Linked DNA regions of Homo sapiens: regions 1 and 3 are each linked to region 2. The links are chromatin loops, found by intact Hi-C in ENCODE. Cell type or tissue: IMR-90. All regions are shown on one strand.

Region 1 (5,000 bases), 140 kb after region 2:
ATTGTGTTGTTCTTGATCCCATTTCCTCAGGAGTGAAGTTGAGCATGCAGCATGGCCAATAAAAAGCTGTAGCTGAGTGACCAGCTATCCCCCAGCCCTCTTCTCAGATATGCCCACTACTTGAACCTAGGTATGGCCCTCTCTTCCTTGCTATCAACATTATAACAAGAGGAGTCGAATGGAAGTTGAAGACAGGTTTGAATGGGTGACTTCCATCGAAGCCCTATCTGAGTTTTCCAATTTCCATGCCGAACTGCACATCTGTAGTATGTTCCCAAGACCACTTGAGGACTTTTTATCAAAGCAAAGGAGGTGTTAATGAGACGGATAAGATATTTCTCATGTACTGTTGGTACTTGACTCCTTTCAACTCTGCTAAAACACTAACAATCCATGGTAAATGCTTTATGTGAGCTCTGCATGTGTTCTAAAACTTGACAGCATAAAATAACAGCTTGTCTTGGCTATGAGTATGGACAGCAATTATTGAAGGTGGAGTGTTGAGGACTCACAATTTCAACTTTCTAACAATTAGAGCCATGAAGATAAGAAATGAACTGACTTGTCCAGTAGTGGGAAACCATGCAAGGAGAGGCTGGGTAAGCAGAAATACTGTAGAAGAGTTCCCTGCACTGGACCTAGTGGTGAGGTGGGAGTTAGGGATATTTGAGGAGGAACGCTGAACCACCTGCCTATCCTACAATGCCCCCACCAACTCGTTATGCTGGGAATTCTCCCTTCTGCCTCTGTTTTGTTTTGTTTTTATAACATAGAAGTTGACTGACTTGGTGTTTACCCACCTCATAAGATGCTGGGATAGACTGATATTACATGGATTCAACTCTAACTTAGTTGGCTATTCAATAGTGTCTACTTTTATTTTTTCTTTAGAGACAGGGTCTTGTTCTGTCCCCCAGGTTAGAGTGCAGTGGTGCAATCATATAGCTCACTGCAAACTCAAACTCCTGGCTTCAAGTGATCCTTCTGCCTCTGCCTCCCAAGTAGCTGGGACTACAGGAGCATGCCACCACATCCGGCTTCTTGATTGATTGATTGATTGAGATGGAGTCTTGCTATGTTGCCCAAGCTGTTCTCAAACTACCGGGCTGAATGGATCCTCCTACTTCAGTGTTCCAAAGTGCTGGGATTACAGGTATGAGCCACCATGCCCAGCCTACTTTTTAAAGTATTTGTAACATGTAACTAAATCTTGCCTGAAATAATATCATTATTATACTACATTATTTTTCAGTATAGAAAGTTTAATAATAATAGCAGCTGATATTTTATATGAAGACCACTAAAGCTCTGGCCAAAAGAAAACACTTTTAAGTCTGACAGTAATCCCTTTAGAAGCTACTTAGCATCTCATAATGTTGGGCCCTGGGATTCATTCTCAATTTAAAGGGAGTTAAAACTTACTGACTAACACACCAGTTAGGTCTTCAGATTGTCTCTCCAAAGTTTTAAGTATTTCTATATCATGAGTACTGCTTCCACTTATATCTTTTTTGGCTAAACAAACTAGTTCTATAACTAATATCATCTTCCAACTAGCCAGAGGTTTAACTAGAAAATCCTGCCATAGGAGAGAAGCAGGATACATGCAGCTGCACACAGATTAAAATTTTGCTCCTTCCTTTAGATGTATAATATTATTACTGGATACTGCCATATGTGGATGGAAAAATATACCTCCAAATCAAAAGGCAGAATTCCCTCTGAGCGGGTTTAGAGTAGAGGAATAGAAACACTTGGGTTTTACAACAATGAGAGGAGGCAGAGGCAAGCAGGGGGTTTGGATCAGAAAGAACTGTGTCTGAGCAAGTTTTTCCTTGGAGAAAATGAAAACATTGTTCTAAGAATATTTCAAGAAGGAAAATGTGTGTTATTCAACATGGAACTGATTCAGCCTGTGTTGAACAAACAAACTTCCATGGCTGATGATCCGGACACTGGGTGAAGATGATAATCCTTTCAGGTATGATTCGCCAGAAACTCCAGAAGCTGGAGCCAGCACAGGGTGTGCCTGACGGGCAGTCTCCCCAAGTCAGGCTGATCCAGAGGCTGGGCATGTTCCGTGTGTTTCCTTGTAGAGTTCCTGGTATGGCGTGCACACTAGGTAAATATTAAAGAACTTTCCTCTGCCTAGCTTCATTACCCAAGGACACTGTGACCTTAAGAAGTTCTTATCAATGGAGGGCAAATATAAAAACAGTAAGGAGTTTGCCCTAAATTACAGCCAGAAAGTTCACTACGTAAAAACTGGGAGTCTCAGTTTCTTCAGGGAGCCAGGATGCCCCTTTAGCATCCAGGAATGACTTCCTATCACCCCACCGTTTTCTCACTTTTGCTAAATTGACTCAAAAGGAGGTGGCTCCCTTGTGCCCCTTCACCCCTGCCATGGCTCTTAGAAAAAAATCCAGCATTCCCGATAAGAAATAACCAAAACAACGAGATCGTTTGAATTCCACTGAGACCAATTCATCATGCAGTGTTAAAAAAAAAAAATCCTTCACACTCTCCAAGTTAAATAATCAGAATGAGAACGCAGACTTTAAGAGAGAGAGAGAGAGAGACACAGAGAGAGGGCGCACAAAGTCAACTGGAATTTGGGAGCTGAGGCAAGAAGTAACTTTAAAAAAATCATCTTCAACTCACTTAAAGATTGGTAGTGGTGATGGTTGCACAACAATGTGAAGGTGCTTAATGCCACCAAATTATACACTTAAAATGGTTAAAATGGTCAATTTAATGTTATGTATACTTTACTGCAATTTTTTTAATGGGAAAAAAATCACCTTAGAACTCTTCAAGCAAGCCCCTCCCCCATCCCTATCCACAGTGGAGGACAAATGGGTTGAGATTGTTGTGAAATAGTTTCTCATTTGAGGGAGGGCTACTGAACTTGGAGGAAAGCAGCCCCTCTCGTCACCAATTGCCTGAATCTTAACCCCCCAGCTGGGTCTGGAGAAAACATGTTCATCAGTGAGAACCTGCACACGAAATCCCTGACTCACCTTTGACTTTGGATCTCTCAATCAACAGAATAGGGAGATAACCTTAAGATCTGGAGAGGGGTAACGGCAGGATCCCTCTACACGGATGCCAACAGCTTTAAAAATAAAACCCAAATTACAGAAGAAATCATGGAAAGGCTGGGAGTGGATTCCCAAAGGTGTACATTAGTGGAAAAAACACACATATGAACAAAACAAGAATCAAATCACTACAAGAGTGTATCAAGATTTGTGGATATTTAGGAAATATATAAAAGTGGACAGCGGAAGACGAGGGGATGCAGTTATTTCAGCAACAAGAGGCTTCATCTCCAAATTTCACATTAATACATAAAGTAAAACACAAACCACTCTACTTTTTTTTGGTGTTTCAATATAATCTTCAAACCAGAAAAACTCTCAGTCTGCTAAAGGTTACTAAAAATCAAATTCTGAAGCTATGGCCACTTTTTAGGAAATTCAAAATTACCAGAAATGAACAGCTGTGATTTTGCTAAACAAAGAAAACCTTTCCACAAAATGCCAACATCTAACTCATACCTCGATGGCATATCACTCAATGAGAGTGAAAAAGTAAACATTTTCTGAAATGAGGGTGATTTTTTTTGGCTAGACAACTGCCACATGGTGGTTATCTTCTCTTTTAGTTTTACAATAAGGAAAGACAGGCACTGGCTTATTTGCTTTGGTTTGACAGATGATGGTCAAGCGTAGCTTTGAGATTATATCCTCATTACCCTTTATGAAGGAAAACAAAGTACAATCCATTTTCCTTGCAGAAAAGTCTTCCCCTTTCTTGCCCAGGAGATTTTTCAAAGTCATTCTCTCCTTGTCCTCCAAAAGATAAATAAAAATAAAACAAAATGGGTACCAGGTAGCAACAGCTTCCTGAGACAAGTTTGAAAATCTAAACTCGAGCCTAATAAGATGTTCACAGTTCAGTAGCATCTACTGAAAAAAAGTAAATTAATGTTATCTTTTATATTGTTACTTCCAGACAGAATACATAATGGTGTAAACATGATATTCTAGACTCTCTATTTAGGTAAATGTTAGGAAGTGGTGGATGGGCACAAAAGACTTAATTGCCTGCTAACACTGCTCTTAACATCTAGTCTATTCTGATAGACTGGGGTCATTTGAAAGGAAACTAAGAGTTTACAACGTAATTTGTTTTTTCACATTTCTTTTTTAAAGACTTCTGATCCTGAAGAGAAACATGGTCAGATACAGATTCTGAGGGCCAGTTGCAATGGCTCACGCCTGTAATCCCAACAGTTTGGGAGGCTGAGGCAGGAGAATCTCATGAGGCCAGCCTAGGCAACATAGTAAGACCCTATCTCTCCAAAACAAAAACAAAAATTAGCTGGGCATGGTGGCATAAATCTGTAGTCTTAGCTACCCAGGAGGCTGAAGCAAGAGGATTGCTTGAGCCCAGGAGTTTGAGGTTACAATGAGCTGTGATCTGTGTTCCAGCCTGGCTGACAGAGCAAGATCCTGTCTCCAAAACAAACAAACAAACAAACATACCAAAACAGATTGTCTATATGGACTATGATGTACTAGAGGCCTGGAAAAAGATTACTTGAATTTGCAAGGTTCAATGTATACTCCAGAAATGAAATAACTGCACTTCTCCATTCAGTTATCAGGAAATTATAAACATATACAAGCTTTCCTAAATGTTGAATGGTTAGAGAAGTGTTCTTGTTAATTGTATATCCTAATTCACTTAGTAAAATATTCTGGATATTAACACCTTGTCAGACATATTATTTGCAAGTATTTTCTCCTATACCCCTAAGTTTTATTTGGGACCTGAGATTTGCATTTCTAACAAGTTCCCAGGTAATGCTGCTGGTCCAGGGCCCAAGATTTGAGAACCACTGCTTTCCATAGCAAGTGTTCAGCACTTTACATGTATTAACTCACCCAAGTCTCATATTATCATTCTTGTTTTACTGAGGGAGAAATGGATTC
Region 2 (5,000 bases):
CTTCTATATGCCCTCCTCTTTTGTCTTATTTCCTAACTGATTCAGAACTCATCCAGGGAGGAGGGATTTACTTGGACCGCCTAAGCCTATCCTGTCCCCAGAAGTGAAATGTGCCCCTTGGGTCCCAGCTTTCATTTCTGCCACCCTGACTCCTCAGTACCCAATGACACTGGTCCAACTACCTCCTGAGGCAAACAGATCAACAGTGTCCTGAGCTGAGCTGTATAGAAACATCTCCATGCCAGGGTTCTTCTGTGGCCAGCAGAAGGACCTGGGCCACCTGGGGCATGACACTCTCCTGTTAGTGGGGGAAAGCTGCCCAGTCTGCTCACTCACCTGGGGCGTGGCCCCTCGGGATCCTCACTGTCCAGCTGCGCCTCACATACAGTGTGGGGAGGAGGTGGAGGGAAGTCATCCATGCTATACACCGGGGTTTCCTGACTCGGTGGAGGAGGTGGGGGTGGGGGAAGAGGTTCAAATGTGGGGCTGGACGTGGCCTTGGGGTGCGGATCCCTCACAAACACTTCGTCTTCATAATCCTCATGAGGTGGCGGGGAGTCCCGCAGGACAGACTCAGATATTCGGAGGGAGATCCTCCCTGGAGTGCTCGGGGCCCCAAGAGGTGTGTCTGGGTCAGAAGTGCTGCATAAACTTGGAAGACTCTGCTGTTTTTGATAGTGCTTCAGGTTTGCAAAATCAGGGGCTGAGGATTCCTCAGGAAGGCTGTCCTCTCTGGCTGCGTGGGCCCACTTTGCTCGAGAAGGAGGTGGCCACTGAGGCAGCGAGACCCTCTTCCTCGTTCCCTCTTCTACCCCATGCTCTGGGCCATCGCCCTCACAGCCTCTTGGACCGGGAGGCTGGGTCAGGGTGTGACCATTGCTTCTGTGCATCATGGCAGGGGTGTAGGGCGGGAGAGGCTGTCGCCCTGTCTGACCGTCCTGTGAGCAGTAGCCAGAGGGAATGGCTGAAGGCAGAGGGGTGCCAATTGGGGTCAGGGGTGCAGCCCTGGTGTCTGTGACCAGCCCTTGCGTTCCTGCCAGTGGTGGCCTGGGGCAGGGTGTCCTACTGGCTTGCCTCTGATGGTCCAGGGTTCCAGGACATTCACTAGGAACGGAGGAATCACCAATGGCTTTGCAGCCTGAACCACCCCAACGAGGGGTGAGATGGTGGAAGAGCGGCAGCATCTCTTCTTGGCCTCTTTCTGAACAACTGAGTGACCTGGAACGGCACACAGACAGGAGGGTTACAGCTCTGAAGAAAGGGGCAAACATGCAGCCCAATGCTCCTTACATAGATGAGAAAAGCATTTAAGAGGAAGGAGGACCTCTTTTCCTTCCCCCAGAAACTGCACACTGTCTTCCCTGGCTGCTCACAGGAAGACCCAAGTTAAACCAGTACTAGGCAGGCATAAATTCCTACAGGAAAATGTCACATGGAATGACTGGGTTCACAAGGCATTTTCTTTTATTAACCCTCTCACCGCCCCCACATCCTGTACACACCATGCAACATAAGGCAGCTTTTGAGGACAGGCTTCAGGCTATAAAAACAAACAGTACATTTCTTCAGCCCCTTTTAGGACTACTTCAGGAAATAGCTCCCAGCTCTGGGGAAAAATAATGCTGCCTTCTTCTCTCCCAGTGCGATCCCCACGGGGGAGGTCTGTTTTGAAAGCATTTGCATGGGCTGCTGAATTTGAAGGTTTTATTTACAACTTTTGCTTACTCTCCTAGTGTTTTCATTTCATCTGATGAAAAATAAAAAGGAGGGGGAGAGTCTCACCTAAGGAGCTAATAAGCAGTTACCTCTGGAGAAAGAGGCTGGCAATAATAAGCAAATATAGTACATGGTGATTTAAACAACTGTACGCTAGACTCCGAGGAAAAACCCAACAATTCGCAAAACTTTTGTTATTGTGTTCTAAAGGAGAAAAATCCACAAAACAAAACAGAAAAAAGAGTCTGTGGCACTACCTGCTATGCAAGAGTTAATGTGAGGATAAAAAGCTCTCCAGCAAACCCACCGTGATTTGTACATTCCCTGTCTGCAGTTCCCTGACTGGCTATGTGAGTGGATCTGGAGTGCAGATGGCACATTTCATCTCACAGATCTGACTCCTCTGAGGGAGTGGTGACTCAGTCCCACATCAGAGCAATAACACAGGGCTTGCCACAAGATCATCCAAGTGCCAGGCAAACAGAATGCAGCATGTGGTGGAAGAAGATGGCAAAGAACCAAATTAGCTCTTCTCATGCCTTTATTTTTCCTTTATTATACATAGATGCAGATGATGGAATAAAGGGCCCACCTCTCTCTCTGATGCAACCCCTCCCTTCCCATGACCAGTCCCTTTCATTCAGACATGGTTTCTTTACCAGGAACCTCTCCATAGAGAAGTGTAGCCACTCTGCACTTCCTGGTGGCTTCCCGCTGGGGATGCTCTTCACTTCTGTCTCATCCATCCTGGCATCCCCAGTACCTGCCACCAAGTACCCCCTCAGCAAATGTCTGTTGAACAGTGACGTCTCCTTTGCCCAGCTGCTCTCCAGACTGTAGCATACAAACTGTTTTTAAACCCAGCATCCTTTAACAGGATGTGGAGTCAGTTGAAATCTGATGTTTTAACGACTAATTCAGATGCCTTTATTTTATTTATTATATCTTGAGGCTTTTCTAAAGGGGAAGACATCACTAAAACATACAATAATATAGCACTTATCCTTTAAAGATCCAGCCCAATAGACTTTTATATGATGTTTTTAGTTTGTGTGACCTTAGTTTACACAAACTATACTAAAGTGGCATTTTCTTTTTGAAGATAATATCAGTGGTAAATGCTTAGCTTGGTTGAGAATGCTTCTCCGTGGTGATTATTTTGTGTTTTTAGGAATGAAGTTTGGGATAAAAAAAGACTTTGTTCAAGTCCCTTTTATAATAGAGTGTGAGAGGGTCACCCAGAGTCTGCTGATATGTATCCAGGAATCCTACTATTCAAGAATGGATTTTGAGAGCAATTAGTCTCACCTTTGTTTTGTTTTGCTTTAAAAAAAAAAAGAAAAAGCATTTTTAAAAAATTGTGGTTAGAAAAAACAACATAAAATTTCATCTTAACCATTTTTAAGTTCAGTAGTGTTAATATGTTCACACTGTTGTGAAACAGATCTCCAGAACTTTCACAACTTGCAAACCTAAAACTATGTACCCACTAAATAATAACTCCCCATTTCCCCCTCCTACTAACCCCTGGAAATCACTATTTTGTGTTTTGTGTGAATTTGACTACTTTAAGTACTTCATACAAGTGAAATTATACAGTATGTCTTTTTGTGACTGGCTTATATTTCACTTCACGTAATGTCATGTTGAAGCATGTGGCAGAATTTCCTTTTTAAGGCTGAGTAATATTCCATTGTATGGCTATACCACATTTTGTTTATCCAATCATCTGTCATGAGTAGACATTTGGGTTGTTTCCACCTCTTGGCTATTGTGAATAGTAAATACAGCTGCTATGAACATGGGTGTGAACATGGGTCTTGGAGACCCTGCTTTCAATTTTTTTGGACACATACTCTGAAGTGGCATTGCCAGATCATATGGTAGTTCTATTTTTAATGTTCTGAGATCTCCATGCTGTTTTTCATACGGCTGCACCATTTTACATTCCCACTAACAGTGTGCAAGGTTTCTAATTTCCCCATATCCTCACCAACACTGGTTGTTTTTCGTTTTTTTAATTGCAGCCATTCTAATGTGTGTGAGGTAAACATCTCATTGTGGTTTTGAGTTCTCTGATGATTAGTGGTGTTGAGCATCTTTTCAATGCTTGTTGGCCATGTGTCTGCCATCTTTGGATAAATGTCTAAGTCTTTTGCCCATTTTTATATAGACAAGTAAATTTTTATGTTTGAAATTAACAAGTGAATGTCTGAATTTAGTTGGATTGGTATCCTCTAGTGTTTTTCTTTAAAATGGAGATAAAAAGAGTGGAGAATGTTTGAAAACAGGAAAGAAGTATATAATAATGACAACTATTGTCTCTTTGTGACCCATGAAGGCATCAAACTCTCATAAAACTTGAACAGTGCAAAATCTCTACTTTTCTATAAATTAGAACATTTTATGTTTTTTAAAAAGCACTAATGTAAAGTCTGAATTTCATGTATTCAGGGAGAATTATGTCAGCATGGAGGAAAACTGACTGATCCTAATAGGCATTCATGGAGAACAGAGGGCACATTCCTCCAAATTCCACCTTCCAAATTATTTTGACATTTCAATATTGTCCAGTTGATGTGACTCTTGTCTTCGTACTATGATTAACAGAGTGACTATGATAAAAGACCATGCAAGCCTTTAGAAAAAAAAGAGTGTTATACTTTTTTGTGTCTTCTTGGTTGTGATGGTCAGAAAAATATACTGCAAGCAGAATTTTTAGTACTCAAAATTCATAGCACAGGATCTGTGATCAAGTCCCTCCCATGTTTTCCTGTCGGCTGCACTTTCCATGCCTATGCTTTTCCCCAGGACAGCTGAGAATTACATGTCCTGAAATTATCAATATCCTTTTCAGCAAGCACTAGGCATGCAGCTGCACCTATGCTAATGTCAATTGCTGAAGAACAGGACAAGCATTTCAGTTATTCAGTGGTATGCGATGCTTGTCATATTTATTCTTTTGGCATTTTTACAGCTCAGAAAGTTTTTTTTTTTTTTTAAACACAGAACTAATTTTGTTGAGGAAGATTTCCCCCTCCCCACAAAATTGCCACCTGTGTTTCTCAGATTGTCGATATTGCCACTGAGCCAACCAACAGCCCCCCTCACCTGTCACCTTCAATTATTTTTTTCCTTTCCAAGTTTTATTTTAGGTTCAAGGAGTACATGTACAGGTTTGTTACATGGGTAAATTGCATGACGCTGGGGTTTGATGTAAAGATAATTTTGTCACCCAGGTAAGCATAGTACCTGATAGGTAGTTTTTTCAATCCTCACCTTCC
Region 3 (5,000 bases), 280 kb before region 2:
TGAATTGGCAGGGTGGACAGGGACAGGCATGGGGGAAAAAGGGTGATAACATGATATGTGAAGTACAGGACACCACATGGCACGTATCTTTGAGAAACTGGTGTAACCCAGACGGCAGCCATTTGAAGTCTACCACACGAGGCAGGAAAGCATGAGACTCTTATCCCTATTTCTTTTATCCAGTAAGCACGTGTACATATGCAAACCAAGCAGTGACTAAAAAGAACTCACAAAAAAGGGCACACAAATAATGTTTGGGTAAAAATATATTTTCCCCCGCTTTATGTCTTGGCACTAGTGATATATGCATAGATTATCTGTTCACCACTCTCCTACCTTAACAGATGCCAAATTACCAAGCATGTTGCTAAGTGATCACTTTCATATTTGAAAAAATGATATGCTTCACATCAATACAATTACTTTAGTTTAAAAAAGACAAATGTCTAACATGCAGCTTACATATATGACAATTCTGCATTAACAATGAAAGTAGATTACACGACAGTTTTAGAAAACACATTGGTTATTTTCAAACAGCAAAATGACAAGGATCTACAACTACAGTTTAAGGCATATCAGCATATTTTAAAATTAAGAAATAGACAAAGTTCTAATGCTGTTCACAGCTTTTCAATTTATTTAAAAAATTCCCTTCATACCTACATACAAACTAGACTTTGTAGGTCTTAATTCCCACTAAAGAATGTGTCCTGTCAGTGGAACCAGGACTTTTCGAAGCTGAGACCTGACAATTCCAGACTCTTGCAAATGGCAAAGCAAAGGGGTGGGAATGGACAGTTTTTGTAGGACCACACAGAGACAGCAGGACGTGGGTCGGTAACAGCTGAAAAACCTCACCCAATAGTTTGTATGTGAAACAGTCATGGAAATGTCAAGAAAGCAAGGAAACCAAGTCTGTTCATTTGAGGTGCACAAGATGTGGATTGTGTGTGTTACTGCTGGTGAGTCACAAAGCAGAGAAGGAAGATAAGTAATCTGTGCCCACTGTTACATTAAATAATTCCCATTGTTGAAATGCCCTTTTTGGAGAAAACCTTAACCAATTAATAAAGAGCCTAAGTTGGGAAAACACAATCTGAACTGCCAATAAATTCTCATCAATGCTTTTCCATCACATTCTACAGTACATGTGTTATGGAGATCTAAAGTTCAGAAGAAGCAAAAAGATGGTATTATGTTTGAACAAAAGATATGGGGTAAGGCCAGCTAGTTATGTAGGCCCCTCAATCCCCAAAAAAGAGGTGGCCACTGTCAGCAGTTAGCACCAGGGAGAGACCATTAAACTAAGATTAAAAAATTAAGTGGTCATAAAGGCATCCTAGCATAAAAATTTTTCTCTTGGTTTTCTCTAGTAGAAGATGGTAATTTCTCATTCTGGCTTTATTTGCCTTGCCAGAATCAAGGGCCCTCTGAGCTATCCAATGATGCCCATGAGGCTATGTAGAGCACAGGCAGGGATTAATAATTTCTTTTTTTTTTTTGGAGAGTCTCACTTCATCACCCAGGTTGGAATGCAGTGGTGCAATCTTGGCTCACTGCAACCTCCATCTCCCAAGTTCAAGCAATTCTCCTGACTTAGCCTCCCAAGTAGCTGGGACTACAGGCACGTGCCACCACGCCTGGCTAATTTTTGTATTTTTTGTAGAGACGGGGTTTCACCGTGTTCGCCAAGGTGGTCTTGAACTCCAGGCCTCAAGTGATCTGCCCACCTCGGCCTCTCAAAGTGCTGGGATTACAGGCATGAGCCACCACACCTGGCCTGGATTAGTAATTTCGGATTTCCAAATTCAGGTCAAGAAGTGGAATTTATTATGTGGTTCTTGTGAAAAAAATATAAATGTGGCCTTTTAAATATATTTAGTCTTTTTTTTAAACAAAGGCTACTCAAACCATTACCTTCCTGCCCCCCTTGAAAAGAAAAAAAAAATCTATCCATCCCATTTGCTTTCTCTAATTTTGAAAAGTCAGAAAGATCTCAAAGGTTTCTTACTACCGTACTTACATGCAAAGGCGAAAGCACATCCAATTAGATTTGAGGGTATCATTTATTCCGTGCAGAGCCAAGGACTACTGTGAAAAAAAGGCATAGATACAGAAAGAAAAAAGAAAAGCAGCAATAACAAACTAAACAGGGCTAGGGAGCAGTGGCAGAAAAAAGTTCAGAAGCAATACATTTTTTAAAAAAAAAAGCTTCTATTTGTTTCTTTTGACTTTTTATTCCCTGACTCGCCATATGATTTATTTTGCTGGGAAAAATTTAATGCAAAAAAGTCAATCCAATCAATAATCTTGGAATCAAAAAGTCAGCTGGATGCCTTTCGTTGTTATGCTCATTTTAAAAAAATTTTAGTGATGCAAGAGACAATTTAAAAGTGTACTTTCTGTACAAGCCACAAAAATGCTCACACAAGCGGTGGTTGGAACAAGCATACAACACAAATATTCAAGCTTTTGTCTGATGCACAGCCTATGAGCAAATTCAGCCCATGGTTTGAATCAACATGCCAGCTACTATTTGGCTGCTCCACAGTTAGCTCCAGACTAGAATTATTTAAAAAAACAAAAGCAAAAACAAGAATGTTGGTCCAGTAGCTCCTAAACCTGTGAAGACTATGACTACTGCTGTGTCTAGTGTGTAGTTTCTATTCCAGCTTTGTTTAGGCTTCCATGAAACTAATTTCCTTACTTTGCTTAATTAAGCATAATCAGTTCATGGAAGACCATTCCTTCTTTCCTCTAAGTATGGTTGAGGACAAAGAAAAGGAGAAAAAATCTTTGCTGAAATCAAAATGGAGACTTGCTCATTCAAAAAAGAAAGTGTGTGTCAGGGGAGACGCAGCATATTCTATCCTATTTACTTAATCTCTAACCAGTGAGGAAAATGCAGAGGGGCAGTGGGTTCATGAGAAATGTTATCCTTTCTACATGTAGAGAGAAAGCTGGGAGGATCTTGTTAGTAGAGGGGAAAAAACAATCACACAGATGAAAGGATAAGCATCAGAAAGGAGCAGTATAGAAAAGAGATTAAATATGCACTCTTCCATACAAATTAGGCATTTAGTACAGGTTCTGGCATATGGGCCAGTTCTAATCCCTGATGAGGCAAGGGCCTTAGACAAAGAGCAGGTGGAGCTAGCCAAGGTGAGGAAAATTCCAGACAATGATTTGAGACTTCAGCTGTTCTATTTCTTCTTTCTTTTATTGCCAAATACTGAAAGGAGACTAAGCAAGGAAGCTGGATATGAAATGTCTACCTTCTTGACTTACGGGTCATGTTGTGGTCCTTCCTATTTCCACCTTAAAATTGACAAGGCCTCGCTCAAATTTGTGCTACCAATGATACAGAGTTTATAGCAAATTTTCTAAGGGAAGTATCTGTGGAAATTTTCTCATGATTCATGAAAAATGTTATTAGAAGTACAAGTATCCTGGAATCAGTCATCAGGTCCTCCCTCTAAGCCCACTGGGAACAAACTGAGGTGTGTTTATGAAAGATTCCTTACTGTTAGTGGTAAGCAGGCTGTAGAAAGCCCATCATCCTTAGAAGAAGATTCTTCTACTAAGCAATGTTACATGATCCAACCTTTAAGACCTCTATCTGTGAGAGGATCAAGGATGCACCAGTAAATGTGAACTAATCATAGTTTTCTCATACCAGTCTACTCCAACTTGGCCAGGATTGAAGGCAGGCATTCAGATGCAGTTTCAAACCATGAGAGGAGACAGTCTGAACAGACCCACAAGCTCAGGCCAAATAATGTTATTGATTAAAATGAAAATGTCATGCAAGGGTAAAAATAAAATATAATGCTTGCTCACCAGTCTGTCTACGTACAAATCTACCTTGGCTTAGGACAAGTGTGGAGAAAAGACAGTGAGTTCAGGGATTGTGCACTCATGGAGATGAATCATCAAGAAAATGCAAACTCTTGTCATGGCTATTCAGGTTTTTAGTTCAGCTGCTGAGGCGGTGAGAAGTTTTCATGTCAGACGTACAGGTAGCATTTTACCCCACTTTCCTCTGTCCAAAGCGACATACAAGTAACAGGCCTGCTTCGTGCTGCCATTCAGAACAGGCATAAAAAGCAAATCATTTACTTTCCGGAAACAGAGTCCAGCTGCACAGAGCATTCGCGGTTATTCCCTTGTTCTATCATTTTCTACCACCCAACAACATTCAGCAAAACGAGTTAATAATAGTTACTGGTGTTTGAGGAAGGGTAAAAAAATAAAATAAAATAAAATAAAACTAAAGAACACACATGGCAGAGATACGATATTACTGCAAAAGCAGGTGAATGCGGGAACATCCTTGGCTTGCCAGGCTTTATGTGAAGCTTGCACTGCAAGTTAAAAAACAAAACAAAAAAGTTAGAAATAATAATAAATTAAAAAGAAAGGAAAATTAGGAGCGACAGCACCAGCATTCAGTGATGGTGAATGCTCATGCAATGATTATGGAATTGACAGAAATTAAAACCAAAAATTTGAGAAGGCTACTCTACATGACAAGCCAAAGCAAAATTTAATACTGAATTAAAGACATATGGTTAGTTTCCATTTGTATGTAATTTAGAATTCACAAGTGACTTCTTGAAACCACTGCATGTCTAGTGGGAGGATTTACTGTTTGGCTTTTGTTTTCTCAAATAACACAAAACCATTATCTATTAGGTTTGGGTGTCCCATTAGTACTGAATAGGAGCTTCATTTTCCACTTCTGAGCTGCTGAAGGAGTCAGAGAATAAATATACAATAAATGCCTTTGTACAATTGACTTGAAGAAAAGGTCTAAAGCAGTTTAGGGATTGAAATTACATAGTGAATGGAGGACATGCTATTAATCTAGTTGGGTAGGGGGAAAAAAAGGACAATCACTGGAATGGTTACAGCTACAGCAATGCCAGGAGCTTTCCCCCTCTTTTAGGTACAAAGTAATGCCAAACCCACGGTCCACGTGTCTAATTTTAGGCAAC

Evidence for each region. A loop is a pair of places that touch in the nucleus more often than their neighbours do. Peaks named below come from ENCODE experiments on the same cell type or tissue, not always from the same donor. Only the 100,000 strongest peaks of a DNase experiment are listed, where the experiment ranks them.
Region 1: it touches region 2 in a loop (2.4-fold over the local background); 8 of 110 quality-filtered maps call a loop at or near these places.
Region 3: a loop joins it to region 2, with 2.6 times the contacts of the local background. A loop is called at or near these places in 10 of 110 quality-filtered maps.

What each region holds. Positions count from the first base shown.
Region 1 is chr4:76,608,832-76,613,831 of GRCh38, reverse strand. The region is part of intron 2 of SHROOM3 (shroom family member 3); the gene reads right to left. Among named protein-coding and RNA genes, the nearest start is that of MIR548AH, 36 kb to the right of the region's middle. In IMR-90, a CTCF peak has its summit at 2,572; DNase peaks (open chromatin) are centred at 1,951 and 2,541; H3K4me3 peaks cover 350 bases; H3K27ac peaks cover 1,640 bases.
Region 2 is chr4:76,750,529-76,755,528 of GRCh38, reverse strand. It overlaps SHROOM3 (shroom family member 3), which reads right to left. Exons shown (of 11, transcript NM_020859.4): 7 at 337-1,218. All of the region lies in intron 1 of SHROOM3-AS1 (SHROOM3 antisense RNA 1), which reads left to right. Among named protein-coding and RNA genes, the nearest start is that of SHROOM3-AS1, 49 kb to the left of the region's middle. RefSeq lists a silencer at 1,319-1,613. In IMR-90, no CTCF peak of the experiment used is centred here; DNase peaks (open chromatin) are centred at 1,478 and 2,138; H3K27ac peaks cover 3,916 bases.
Region 3 is chr4:77,033,864-77,038,863 of GRCh38, reverse strand. SEPTIN11 (septin 11) reads right to left here. Exons shown (of 10, transcript NM_018243.4): 10 at 249-4,367. The coding sequence ends at 4,352. Among named protein-coding and RNA genes, the nearest start is that of CCNI, 40 kb to the left of the region's middle. In IMR-90, no CTCF peak of the experiment used is centred here; a DNase peak (open chromatin) is centred at 2,463; H3K27ac peaks cover 2,395 bases.